Linked DNA regions of Homo sapiens: region 1 is linked to region 2. Evidence: chromatin contacts called from ENCODE Hi-C or POLR2A ChIA-PET data. All regions are on one chromosome and are shown on one strand. Each heading gives the region's core, a stretch centred on a gene start or an enhancer-like site at or near the end of the contact. The rest is flanking DNA. Distances are from core to core; before and after follow the strand shown.

Region 1 (7,084 bases), core at 632-3,131, 120 kb after region 2:
CTCACTCTGTTGCCCAGGCGTGGTGGCGCGATTTTGGCTCACTGCAACCTCCACCTCCCAGGTTCAAGCGAGTCTCCTGCCTCAGCCTCCCGGAGTAGCTGGGATTACAGGCGTGCACCAAAAAGCCCAGGTCATTTTTGTATTTTTAGTAGAGACGGGGTTTCGCCATGTTGGCCAGGTTGGTCTCTACTCCTCACCTCAAGCGATCCACCCGCCTCAGCCTCCCAAAGTGCTGGGATTACAGGCGTGAGCCACCGCGCCCGGCCTAGAATTACATTTTAATGCTTCCTGCTGGAATCGTTACCGTTCTATTTTAATGTGTCTAAGAAAAAATACGACTAGCACACCAAACGTAATTTCTCAGAGGTTACTGCATAGAATGAGACTAGATTTTAAAAGTGAGTGGGTTTCAAACCAACTATTAAGTAATAGTACAGGTGGTGACCAGCAGATGTGATAAAATGGCTCTGGTGGACAAGAGCTTTCCTTCAGGGAACCACAATGTGCCTGGAAGCCACAACTGCCCCTAGTGGGGAAAGAAGTAGAAGGCCCATCCTCCTTTCCCTAATCTCCCCAGGGCTGTGCCCCTCCCTGGGCTCTGGGACTCTGACTGACCAGGCACGGGGGTGATAAGGTGACGCTTGGGTGGCGTGTCCTGCCGGGCTGGTCTCAAAGCAGGAGGCCGGACTGGTTGGAGAGATGAACAGGTCAGCGGCAAGGTACCCCGCCAGGCTCCGGGACGGAGGCAGCTCAAGGGGCTCGGCAATCTCTGCAGCCCTCTCCACCACGGGGTCCCATCCCCACCCCCAGCAGGGCTCAGGACCCAGAAGCCCCGCCCCCCACTGCTGACCTGCCCTGCTCTTGAGGGCCTCAAAAGCCTCCAGCTCCACAAGCATCACCATGCTGTCGAAGCGGCCCAGGTCTGTGGGGGCCACCACACTCCTGGGAGAGGGCGAGAGACAGCAGGGGTGGGAGGGGCAGGCAGGATTTCAGTTCCGGAGGTGCCAGGATGCCCTTCAGCCCTCGGGAGGTTGGGGGTGGTACCAGGGATCCCCTTCCTGCCCCCAAGCCCTCTCTGCAACCTCCTCCCACCTGATGTCCTGCAGCAGTAGCAGCTTCTCCGGCCTGTCGAGGATGGCCAGCAGGGGCCTCACCAGGTCCTCTATGCCTCCCTCGTGCACATACTGCAGATAGAGGCAGCACAGGTCAGACAGCAGTGGGGGCTTCCAGAGCTGAGTGAGGGGGACACCAGGGCATGCAGGTGTTTCTTCTACGCATGTAGGGACCTATCCAGCCCTGCGTGCCTTGGGAAAGGTTCACTCCACCCCCAGCTGCCACAGGGTGGTCTGATCTTGGTGACAGGGTGGAAGCCTGCAGTAATAACAGACCTGCAATAAATGGCAACAGCATCGATAACAGCTTTGGGACAGACACTTTTCTAAGCCTTTTACATACTGTCTCTCAGCAACCACCCTGAGAAATGGCATTAATTATTCCCGTTTTACAGATGCGGAAACAGGCTCAGAGAGAAGGACTTCACTCAAAGCCACACAGATAAGGAAGTGTGAAGAGGGACTGGAACCCGGGAAGTCTAACTCTTGCCTGCTCTGGTGCCGGAAAAGGATGTGCAGGGAGTGGACTCTCCTCCCCACCCCCACATCCCAGGCAGAAGGAAGGAATTTGAGCCAAACTCTAGGCTGTGTGCCTGGCTGTCCCAGCATATGTCTGCACACAGACCTACAAATTAGGCTTTGTTCGGGGCTAGAATAGGAGCCTTGGGGAAGGGCCTCTCCAATCAGTTCCCTTGGAGGGGGGCGGGGTGGAGCCCCTTCTGCCTGGCACTGCCCGGATGCCACCAGCCACACCCCACTGACTCTGAAGACCTGAACACTGGGAGCCATCCCATTTGGACAGCACATCGCCCCCTCGTGGCAAGAGGGAGACTGAGTCAGGGACACGCACGCATAGAACACTTTCTATGGGCACAGGCACAGAGACAGAGCATGCCTTGGTGGTCAGAGTGAGTCATTCATAAATATCTGGAAATAAATACAATACAAATGATGTGTGTGGCCCCAAACCACACACAGTTACAGCGACTCACACATACACATATCAATAATACATTCCCTTTTGTCTGGAGAGACACATGTGGTGCAGAACCAGCCTCATATGTGCACACGCTTTAAGTCCATGGACTTGGATTCGGTACCTACTAAGTGCCAGGCCCTGTACTGGCCAGCAGGGGCACAATGATCCTGTCTCAGATCTTCAGGAACTGGGTCTAGTGGGAGCGAGGGGAAGATGAGTCACATACCCTGGTGAACTACAAACCATGGGCAATGGGGCACAGGGAGTCTCAGAGGAAGGTGGGAAGATCCCAGTGGGCTTCATGGAGGTGGTGGTATTTTGACTGACTCTTAGAAGATAGACGTAGGGAACAGCACAAAAGTTGGGAAGAAAGTGTTGCAAAGGTGGTGTGGAAAAACGAGTAGATAGTGGTTTAAACGTGGCCATGGGGTCCATGAAGAGCCTCCCTGCAGGGCTGCTGCACAGGCTGTGACTATATGAGTAGCGTCTCTGAGGTTGTGCAGGTTGTAACCTGTATAAACCTATGCGGCGGCCGTGGGAAAGTGGAGGTTGGTGGGTTAGGGAGTTGAATCTGGGAGGACCTCGAATGTGAGAGCCAAAGACAATGGGTCACCTCTGCCAAAGACAATGGGTCACCAGGTGGCCTGGGGAGTGTACAGCGATCAGACAGGGGTTTCTTTTCTTTCTTTTTTTTTTTTTTTTGAGATGGATTTTCGCTCTTGTTCTCAGGTTGGAGTGCAATGGCACGATCTTGGCTCACTGCAACCTCCACCTCCAGGGTTCAAGCGATTCTCCTGCCTCAGCCTACCGAGTAGCTGGGATTACAGGCGCCCACCACCATGCCCAGCTATTTTTTTTTTTTTTTGTATTTTTAGTAGAGATGGGGTTTCACCATGTTGGACAGGCTGGTCTCGAACTCCTGACTACAGGTGATCCGCTCACCTCGGCCACCCAAAGTGCTGGGATTACAGGCGTGAGCCACCGTGCCTGGCCAACCAGACAGGGGTTTCTGATTCCTGGTCTGGCAGCTGTAGAGAGATGGCTCACATGGGGAGAGAAGGGAAGCCTGGAGTTCAGGGCTACATGCCCCAGTCACTAGGAGAACTTTACTCATCACTCCAGCCAGGGCTCCATCGCAGAGGGTCTGATCTCTTGGTGTGGGGGGCTTGGGTCAGGTTTGGGTGGTGGTTGAGCTCGGCAGGTGGTATGGGGGCACAAGTGGGAGGTTTGGGCAGAGGAGAAGGGAGGGATGAGGGAAAAGGAGCCTCCAAAGAGACAGACCCAGAGCCCCACCTCGTGGCCAAAGCCTGCATTGCCGGCCCACTGGAGGCTGGTACACGCTGCCCTACTTAGCGCTGGGAGCTAAGGGTGACACTTTCTGAGTTTAGCCCAAAGCCCCTTAGCTTCCCCCAGCACACACCCCTATCTGCAGCTCTGCTGCAAACCGGGCCTTGATAACAGGATGCATAAATGACCATGTCTCAGTCTCCAGGTGACAATGCATGGACACACACACACACACACACACACGCTAGCCAGACACGTGCTTGCTCACATGCACACACACACACACAATCATGCAGTCATATCAGTACAAACCAGGTACCCCACAGACACGCCAGTGCACACACCACACAGACATACAACACAGCCCCACTTTGAGTAAGATGAAGGGTGAGGGAATCCACAAACAATTTTTCAAGACCCCCCAGCTCGCCCTCACACACAGTGTGCAGACTCCTCACAAAGAGCCCAGTGTACACACACAGGCCTTCCTGAGACAGGGACAGGAGAGGACCTGCCAGTCCTGGAGTGAGTGACCTGTGCCCCACAGCCTCCCCAACAGGTGGGCCCCAGAGACTCCTTCAAATCTGACTCTCTCTCCACCCTGGGGCGCTCTGGTTCTTTTTGAAGTGGAAGAGAACAGAGAACGACAGTTTAGGTGTTGGGGGAGGCAAAGGATTACTTACTTGGGCAACAGGGGAGAGGACCTGGCATGAAGCCAGGCTTACTGGCTGACCTAGGAGCAGAGGGTGGCATGCAGTGAAGGATGGAGGCTTGCAGAGGGCAGAGGCAGGCGACTGCAGGGACTCACTTTCCCCACGTGGCACCTGTCCGCTCCTTCTCTTCTCAGCTTAAATATCACCTCCTCTAGGAGGGCCTCCCAGCCCACACCATCTAATGTGTGTCTCCTGGGTTACCGTCTCATGTTCTTTTTCTTCAGCTCTTCATGTGACTCATCACCATGGGCGTTTAGGTTCTAGTGATTTTCTAGCTCTTCTTCCTGTGAGCTGGCAGATGTGTGTGTGTGTGTGTGTGTGTGTGTGACAGGAGTGACTTCTGATTTTACTGACCACTAGCCTCCTGGTGTCAAGCCCAGACACTGGTCAGTGGACAGTGGCCTGAATGAATGATGGGCTGGGTGACTGAAGGACCGTGTGCCAGGGCTGCGGATGGGATGAAGGCTTACCCGGGAGCAGTGGCGGGTGACAGCCAGCACCTCGTCATCAGTCAGCAGCCTCTGGGCCAGGTCCTGAATGAGGGGCCGCCGGCTCTCCCAGGCCTGAACCTGCTCATCCACATTAGGCAGCTGGCTGGAGGGACTCCCAGACCTGGCAGACAGCAGGGCCCGGCCCCTCTCCTGGTCTGCAGGGCAGGAACCATCAGGGGAGGGGAGAGGGGCTTCCCTCAGCAGGGCTGGGCCCCAGAATTGGCCAGCTGAGAGCCCAGGTACCTGGGGCAGAATCCTAGCCTAGCCTATATGCTCCCCACCATGGTAGCCCACAGCAACCTGCCCACCAATGCAGCACAAACCCCAGCCCTCAGCCCCAACATGGACCCCTATACCAGTCTGTTTCTTAATGGGGTCTTAGCCCAGTGCCCCCAGGGCCCCCTGAACATGCACTGTCATAGTAGTCTGTTGCCCAGTGGAGGCCCAGCACAGGCTCCCTCATCACCCCCAAATATATCTTTGGGAGTCCCAACACAAGCTCCTAAAATGCATCCCAATATCTGTCTGCCACCCTATCTTTCCTAGTCAGCTTAGTCCAATTCTTTTAGCTGCCCCCAATACATACCATTCTAGCTGCCTGATCCCCCATGCTTGACCCTGACTGAATTTAGTCCAGAGCCACTCAGCTGGCCCCCAGTATGCACCCTCATCTGCCGCTCTACTGTAAACTAGGCCTTGGTAAAGGGATGCATGAATTACCACGTCTCAGTCTCCAGGTGACAAACTTCTGTACCGGGCCCACGCCCCCTGCTATGAAGAAGAAAGAGGCTCAGCTGCAGGCCTTGGCCCCCAGTCTGAAAATGGGGTTCAGGAGGGCTCAGGACAAGCTGGAATGGAGAATTCAGACTGGAAGTAGGTGGGATAGGGAGGCAAGAGGCCTGGCCCTGAGGGGCTTGAAGGCAATGCTCAGGCTATGGACTTCCTTCATAGGCAATGGGGAGTCAGGACGGTTTTGGATCAAAACAGGGTGCAGTCTGAGCACTGCTTATGCAAATTCACTTGGAAGCAAATGTATGGAGGGAAGAACCTCAGGGACAGAGCTTGGAGAAGTACCTACCTTCAGGGGACAGAGGGAAAAAGAGGAGCCTTGGAAGGAGATAGAGGAGTGGCCAGAGAGGTGGGAGGAGAACCAGCAGAGGGCAGGGACTTGGGAACTGTGGGAAGAGAGATGCACTGACGGAGAGGGGCCAGGCAGCCGTAATTGGAAGGGATTGTCTCTCCCATGGTACAATCACCTTGAGACCCCAGAACATCCCACCCCAGGGCAAAGCAGGGTCCAGCTCCTCATCCTCTGGTTGTTTTGTTGATCCGACATCCACCCCCCTCTTCTGAAAACAGCACCCTGATTTTCCCCTGGGGACCCACCCCACTCTGTTCTTAGCCCGTGTACTCCAGGGTGGGTACATGACCCAGGCTGGCCAACAAAAGCACTTTCCCTCCCACATCACAGCGATTTATTCTGCATGGCACAGGATCTCAGCTGGGCCAGGGAGAGCCTACCCTGGGACTTCAGCTGGAACTATTTAAGGAGAAGCACTTTCCCCTGGGGTTGCTATGCAATAGAGGTCATCTTACCCCCAGGTGGGCAAAGCCCCACAATAGCGAAGTCAACTCATGGGAGAGATGGAGGGGGACAGATGTCTGATGATGTTGCTCAGATGTTTAGACCCAGCTTAAATCAGCAGCTGAGCCAAGACGTGCTTTATTTTTCTTTTACTTTTTTTTTTTCTTTAGAGACAGGGTCTTGCTATGTTGCCCAGGCTGGTCTTAAACTCCTGGGCTCAAGTGATCTTGCTGCTTCAGCTTCCAGAGTAGTTGGGATTGGCCAGGTGTGGTAGATCACGCTGTAATCCTAGCACTTTGGGAGACTAAGGCGGGTAGATAGCTTCAGTCCAGGAATTTGAGACTAGCCTGGGCAACAGGGTGAAACCCCCATCTCTACAAAAAGATGCAAAAAAATTAGCTGAGCATGGTGATGCACACGTGTCATGCCAGCACTTTGGGAGGCTGAGGTGGGAGGATCGCTTGAGCGTGGGAGGCGCAGGTCGCAGTGAGCTGAGATGGTGCCATTACACTCTCGCCTGGGCAACAAGAGCAAAACTCCATCTCAAAAAAAAAAAAGAAAGAAAAAGAAAGAAAGGAAAGAAAGGAAGGAAGGAAGGAAAGAAAGAAAGAAAGAAAGAAAGAAAGAAAGAAAGAAAGAAAGAAAGAAAGAAAAGAAAGAAAGAAAGAAAGAAAAGAAAGAAAGAAAAAGAAATAGGTATTATTACCCCCATTTTACTCATGAGGAAACTGAGGCTCTCAGGGGTTGAGTAGGGACTCAGCTGGTAAGACGCGGTGTGGGATCTCAACTCAGAACTGCTGAATGCCGAAGCTAGTGGACTTCACTTTGCCTTCCTGTTTGATCAGCCCACTACTTACCTTTCTCTATGTCCAGGCGAGGGTAAGTTTTGGCCAGGCTCCCGCTGTCCAGTGTCCAGG
Region 2 (7,034 bases), core at 1,604-4,103:
TTATTTATAAACAAAACAACCTGGACTCAAAGACAGTAGGGACCATGTCTGTCTTCTTCACTGCTGTATCTCCAGAGCTTGTTGCAAAGTAGGTACTCAGTAAATATATTTGGAATGGATAAAAGAATATTGATGAAAATGTCAACTTTTCCAAAATTAATGGACACATTTGATACAATTCTAATTAGATAACAAAAAAGTTTTGATTTGGAGGAAAAATTAAATAAAATCATCCTAAAATTATATAGAAGGATAAATGCTTTAGAATGGCAAAAAATATGTTAAAAAAAGAAACATAAAGGGTGAGACTTGTCTTCCTAGACAACAGAATGTACTATAAAACCACCGTAATTAAATCAATTTGGTATTGGCATGGGAATAGATAAATGGATCACTGGAATAAAATAGAGAACCCAGAAATAGACCAAGTATATACATGAAAATTTACTATATGACATACTTCGTGTTTCAATTCCATGAAAGAATGGATTATTTAATAAATGGCACCAAGACAACTTCCATCTGGAAGAAAATAAAATGGGACTCCTATTTTATACCACATACAAATATAAACTCCATATAGATTAAAAACAAATGTAAAAAATAAGACAATAACAACTTGGAAATTTAGGAGGCTACATGTTCAATATGGAGGCAGGAAGGGAGGTGCTTTGTAAACCAAGACTGGAAATCCAGAAGCTATAAAAGAAAATATAGACACATTTTATTTTACCTTATAACAATTAAAAAACACTTTTGTATGGCAAAAGATAAAACAAAGTCAGTAGACAAACAACAGATTTGGGAGAAAATATTTGTAATGTATAGGACAGATGATTTTTTAAAAATAAAAAGATTTTATAAACGGACAAAAGGGATACAAATAATAGAAAAATAGGCAAAGGGCATCAACAGACACCTCACAAAAGAGCATATTTAAATGGTCAACACACATAGGGAAAGAAGCTCAAAATTATTAGTATTCAGAGAGATGCAAATTAAAATACAATGAGATATTATTTTATACCTTTTAGACTAGCAAAAATTAAAATGAGGGTAATTTCCATTGCTGACAGGGATAGAAGGAAAACAGTTTTTATACTGCTGGTAGAAATGCAAATTTCCACAACCCTCTATAATCTGGAAACATCTTTAGAAATTGAAAATATATATTCCCTTTGACCCATCAATCACACTCTTATATCCCATAGAAGAGCAAATGCCAAGAGATTATACATACATACGTACACACACACACACACACACACACACACACACACACACACACACACACACACATACATATTAGGATTGTTTGTACTGGCCATTCTTCTCCCCATCCCTGAGGAAAAAAGACAGAAACAAATTAAAACCCAGTAATAGGCACCGAGTGGTATGCTAGTTAAAACCAGGAAAAAGCCCTGGTTTGCAGTGTTTGCAGATTTCTATGATGTGAATATTCCCGTCATGCCTCATTTCAAGCTACCAGCCTGATGTCACTGAGTGCCAGGTTGGAAAGAAATGTGAACAATCAGCTCCAGAAATCCAGGAGCTCCAGCTGAGCCACACCTTGAATAAGTTATATATAGCACAGCCACACCTCTGGCTATTAAAAAGAATGACGGGCCAGACATGGTGGCTCACACCTGTAATCCAAGCACCTTGGGAGGCTGACGCAGGCTGATTGCTTGAGTACAGGAGTTCAAGACCAGCCTGGGCAACATGACAAAACCCCATCTCTATAAAAAAAAATACAAAGAATTAGCCAGGCATGGTGGCTTGTGCTTGTAGTCCCAGCTACTCAGGAGGCTGAGGTAGGAGGATCACCTGAACCTGGGAGGTCAAGGCCACAGTGAGCCAAGATCTTGTCCCTCCACTCCAGCCTGGGCGACAGAGTGAGACTCCATCTCAAAAAAAAAAAAGAATGAGATTGTATTGCAGAAGTTTGCTTGGTAGATTTCCAAGGTATTGTTGAGGGAAAAAAAAAAGCAAGTGGCAGAAAAGTGTATAATATCATATAATCATATTTTTTGAAATATATATAGACAAAAAAATCTATATATGTATGTGTGCATTCTATTTGCATATGATTGTATGACTTTGAGAAGATGGGGAGGAGGAAGCCAAGCAAAAAGAGGAAGTAAAAAGGGCACATTTATGCATTATACATATGTATATAGAAGTAAGATTCTTTTTAACCAAAAAAAGAAAGAAAAATATATTGAGCCCTTGAAACATGCCCTGTTCTGTATCAGCTGCTTGGGAATATAGGAACACGTGAGACATGGTTTCATTCTTACATCTAGCTGAAAATATAAAAGCAAATGATCACAGGATTATTTACATATTTATTTATTTGAGACAGAATCTCACTCTGTCACCCAGCCTGGAGTGCAGTGGCTCAGTCTCAGCTCACTGCAACCTCTGCCTCCTGGGCTTGATTGAGCAATCCTCTCACTTCAGCCTCCAAAGTAGCTGGGACTACTGGCGTGTGCCACTATGCCCGGCTAGTTTTTGTAGCTTTAGTAGAGACGGGGTTTCTCCATGTTGGTCAGGCTGGTCTCAAACTCCTGGACTCAAGTGATCCACCCGCCTCAGCTTCCCAAAATGCTGGGATTACAGGCGTGAGCCACCGCACCCAGACCACAGGGTAATTTATTATCTCCAAGTAGGTGTGAAATAAATGCCACAATGGAAGGACAAGCAAAATAATAGAAGGGCTGGGGTTTTCGTTGTTGTAGTTGTTTTTTAAATAAGCCCCAAGGATCCTCCTCCACCCAAGCTTGCTGCCAAGTCTAGATCTCCTTCACCTTCTTGCAGTGGGTCCTGGAACCAGCCTGCTTTCCTCTCCTTGGGGAGGTACCTTTGCCAGCCTCCCCAGCTCCTCCTTTCTTGCTGCTCCCCAAAGACAAATACATTTTATTTTAAAGCTTTTATTGCTTTGCTGCTACTGATTTACTGCTAATCACCATGGAAACAGACGTGGAAAATATAAACAACACGATTGAGGAAGCCACACATAATCAAGAATCTTACAGGTGTAACAAGGTTTGGTTCCCCCGCCTGCCTCTTGACTCCTTTATTTTTGGTTTGTCTTTTTTTCTTTCTTTTTAAATTTTTTTTGCAGTTCTCCCATCTGTGCCATCGACTCCTTTCTGAAATGGTTACTGGAAGCCCTCACTGGGTGCTACCCTCCCTTTCAACTCTCTCTCCTTTCTCTCTCCCTCTCTCCCTCCCTCCCTCTCTCTCTCCTTGGGTAGCCAACTATCCATCAAGCAAGACCCACTCAGAGTGGCCATCAGCTTTACATTGGGGAGGGGGCCTCTCACCTCACAGGAGTTCTGTTCTCCCAGGCCTCTCTTTTATTGGGTTTTCATCTCTGTATAACACATTAACAAATAGGCCAGACAGGTAATCTGTGTGTCTCCAAACCAAGGATTAGCTAAAGCCCAGTAAATCCCAGTTGGCCCCAGCAGCCTTTGTCTTCAGGAAGCACCAGCCCCTGATGAATTCTCCACTCAGAGAAGTCCCCTCAGCCCATCAAAGTCCCCCATCACCACCTGATACCCCTCCTCTCCAAACATTGTAGTCTCCTTGCTGCCAACTGGCCACTTTTTGTCCGGCTCTGTGTTCCAGTGAGCATCCTCCGCCCGGGAAAGGCTAGCTTTTTTTTTTTTTTAAGACAGAATCTCACTCTGTTGCCCAGGCTGGAGTGCACTGGAGTGCAGTGGCATGATCTCAGCTCACTACAATCTCCATCTCCCGGGTTCAAGTGATTCTCCTCCCTCAGCCCCCCGAGTAGCTGGGATTACAGGTGGCCACCACCACGTATGACTAATTTTTGTATTTTTTAGTAGAGACAGGGTTTCACCATGTTGGCCAGGCTAGTCTCGAACTCCTGTCCTTAAGTGATCCGCCCGCCTCAGCCTTCCCAAGTGCTGGGATTACAGGAGTGAGCCACCGCACCTGGCCAAAGCTGGCTTTTATGCTGGTACCATTGCTACCTCCCATTTAAACACAGCTTATGAAAACTCACTGTGCTCAATATCTTTAAATGATTGTATCTACATTTCATTTACTTATGTATGTATTTATTTATTTATTTTAGAAACAGAATCTCTGTCACCCAGGCTGGAGTGTAGTGGTACAATCATAGCTCACTGCAGCCTCAAACTCCTGAGTTCAAGCAATCCTCCTACCTCAGCCTTCCAAGTAACTAGGGCTATAGGAGCATGCCGTCATGCCCAGCTAATTTTTTTTTTTTTTTTGGTAGAGAAGGAAGTCTTGATATGTTGCCCAGGCTGATCTCGAACTCCTGGCCTCAAGTAATCTTCCCATTTCTGCCTCCCAAAGTGCTGGGATTACAGGCACGAGCCACCATGCCCGGCCCCACGTCCACATTTTATATTGACCCAGCTTGCCAGAATATTTACATAAAGCTCTGAATCACACAAGAAGACAGCCCAGAGGGTCTGTTTACATAGGAAAAAGAGCTGATGATTTATTAGAGGGTCTGAGGTAATGTCAATTCCAGGGGGTCAGCTGGAAAAGAGAAAAATAGGGGTTGGAATCTTAATAGTCAGATGAATGTCAAGCAAGCCCCATCTGACAAGGGGAACACAGGTCAGAGGTGGCAGCAGCAGGACAGAGGAATCAAAGGAAACTGCAGTGAATCAAGGGTGAAGCTTCAGACTGGGCAGCAATATCTCAGTAGCCTACACCGAGGTGAGACCACACACAACCATACAACTGACGAGTGACATTCTTGGACAAGGCCTAACTGTCCACTGCCTGCACTTTATATTTTATGTTGTTTTTAACCTTCATTGTTTTCCTGATTACAAAAATAACTCATACTCATTGTGAAAATGTCAAAAGTTACAGAAACATATAAGGTAGATGTTAAAATCCTGTCTTTCAGAGATATAACCACTTTTAAGTTGAGGTGTATTTATCCAGATTGCTTTCCCTGCATATATGAATATTTAATAGATATAAATATATATGTAAAGTTTACAAAATTTATTTTTATAATAAAATTAAAAATGTAAATATAATATAAAAATATAATATAAATTTTGAAATTTATATAAAATATTTTTATAAAATCATAGCCAGACTTAGAACTTAAGCAACCCTAAGCCTAAAAATGGTTACTCTGTCCCCTGGCCCTACACATGTATAATTCAAAATTAAAATACTAAACAAAAAAAAAATAAGCAAAAAGTCAAAGTTTTAATTTTTTCTTTAATATTTATTTCAGTATTTTTTAAATGTATTCTTTCAAAAAGTTGTGGGGTTTTTTAGGTTTTTGTGTCTGGTTTTTTTTTTTTTTTTTGTCTTTTGCTTTCTTGGTGCCCCAAGCATATACCTGATTTGCAAATTAGATAATCTAACAATTCATACAGTACATATTACACATTGTCTTGCAACTTTTTTTTTCTTTCACATAAGATATATTTGGGGATCTGTCTATGTCTGTATCTAAGCATGACTGTGCCTGGCAGGCGTGTGAGCTCCTCTCCAGAGAAAAACAGAGTCTTTCAAATGCTGGTGCCTGTAGCCAAGGGTTAGGATCTTGGAGGAATTTTTCATGGCTTTAATAAATTAGTGTTACAACCACTAACTGGCAAGGAAGGTTTCTCCAGATTCAGAATTGAGTTCACAAGCAACTGAACTGCCTTCAAATCTTTATGGGAGGAGGTGAGATATAAATGAACTCATTCATTTATTTACATGTAGTTCAACTCAGGAGCAATGAATGTTCTCTTCATAATTAGGAGAGTGTGATGTGAATCCATTGGTGAGAAAAAATAATAATATTTAGGAGTGAAGGTAAAAATCATCAAAGTTTCATTAGTACAAGTTTTTCCTTTGTCTTAACTCTGTTAGAGAGAGAATGTAGAATTGGACTGTGTCGTAAATTGGTTATTTAACTATTACTTAAATATAGTACTTTTGTCTCTGATTTCTAATTGTATTGCATTGTAGACAGAGAGTATTATTTGTGTGCTATCCATTTATTGACATCTCATTGAATCCTTCCATGGCTTAGAACAGTCATTCTTTCTAAATATTCTGCATGTGCATGAAAAGAGCGTATATTAATACTGCAATTTTGTCCACCATCCTGAGTAAAAGAAAAAAGCAGAAGACTAAAGCCCATATTCTTATTTGAAATTAGCATTGAGAGATATGCTTTCATATATTGTAAATCCTGAAATTCACTTGGCTGAAACGCTCAAAGCCTTTTGCAGAAAAGAAAAATTTTTAATTATAAATGGTTTTTAAAACTTTCCAACAGAATAAAAGATTATAAAGTTGAAAGTAGTAATTCCTGCCAGGCACAGTGGCTCACGCCTGTAATCCCAGCACTTTAGGAGGCCGAGGTGGGTGGATCACCTGAGGTCAGGAGTTCGAGACCAGCCTGGCCAACATGGTGAAACCCTGTCTCTATTAAAAATACAAAAATTAGCCGGCCCTGGTGGCACATGCCTGTGATCCCAGCTACTCAGGAGGCTGAGGCGGGAGAGTCGCTTGAACTTGGGAGGTGGAGGTTGCAGTGAGCCGAGATCGCGCCATTGCACTCCAGCCTGGGCAATACAAGTGAAACTCCATCTCAAAAAAAAAAAAGAAAGTAGTAATTCCTTGGTGCCTCCCTCAGTATTTCTCAATCTTAGAGAGCTGAGTGGGGTGAGGCACTAACAGTCTTATGTTATTTCTTTCCAGACATTTTCTATGTATATACAAGAATATGTAAGAAAACATTGCATGGCTATCCTTAAAAAGAAAACCCACATACAAATGGAATTTCACAATATGCATGTTATTGTAGACTTTGCTTTTTTCACTTTCATAATTCACTAAAATATCTCAGTTATCTTTTCATGTCAGCACCTTTAGATCCTCTCCAGGCTTTTTTTTTTTTTTTTGAGACAGAGTATCGCTCTTTTGACCAGGCTAGAGTAGTGAAGTGGCAAGATCTCAGCTCACTGCATCCTCTGCCCCCAGGGTTCAAGCGATTCTCCTGCCTT

What was found. A loop is a pair of places that touch in the nucleus more often than their neighbours do. ChIA-PET counts read pairs that join two places held with the same protein, here RNA polymerase II (POLR2A). Pooled maps may share reads with other maps.
Region 1: a loop to region 2 is called in a pooled map, with 3 times the contacts of the local background. The contact joins two enhancer-like sites. A Hi-C loop is called at or near these places in 1 of 168 maps with a recorded cell type or tissue (PC-9) and 2 of 50 pooled maps. POLR2A ChIA-PET finds 5 or more read pairs at or near these places in 4 of 52 experiments (AG04449, HEK293T, IMR-90 and 1 more).

Annotation. Positions count from the first base shown.
Region 1 is chr10:101,011,075-101,018,158 of GRCh38, forward strand. PDZD7 (PDZ domain containing 7) reads right to left here. Exons shown (of 17, transcript NM_001195263.2): 9 at 7,025-7,084; 10 at 5,303-5,353; 11 at 4,562-4,737; 12 at 1,093-1,184; 13 at 851-942; 14 at 616-687. Among named protein-coding and RNA genes, the nearest start is that of LZTS2, 15 kb to the left of the region's middle. RefSeq lists enhancers at 2,070-2,199, 3,168-3,217. Within about 2 kb of position 1,882, at least 22 of the 41 ENCODE cell types and tissues checked have a DNase peak (open chromatin) inside an H3K27ac peak, as active enhancers do.
Region 2 is chr10:100,892,643-100,899,676 of GRCh38, forward strand. No RefSeq gene overlaps it. Among named protein-coding and RNA genes, the nearest start is that of SLF2, 17 kb to the right of the region's middle. Within about 2 kb of position 2,854, at least 2 of the 41 ENCODE cell types and tissues checked have a DNase peak (open chromatin) inside an H3K27ac peak, as active enhancers do.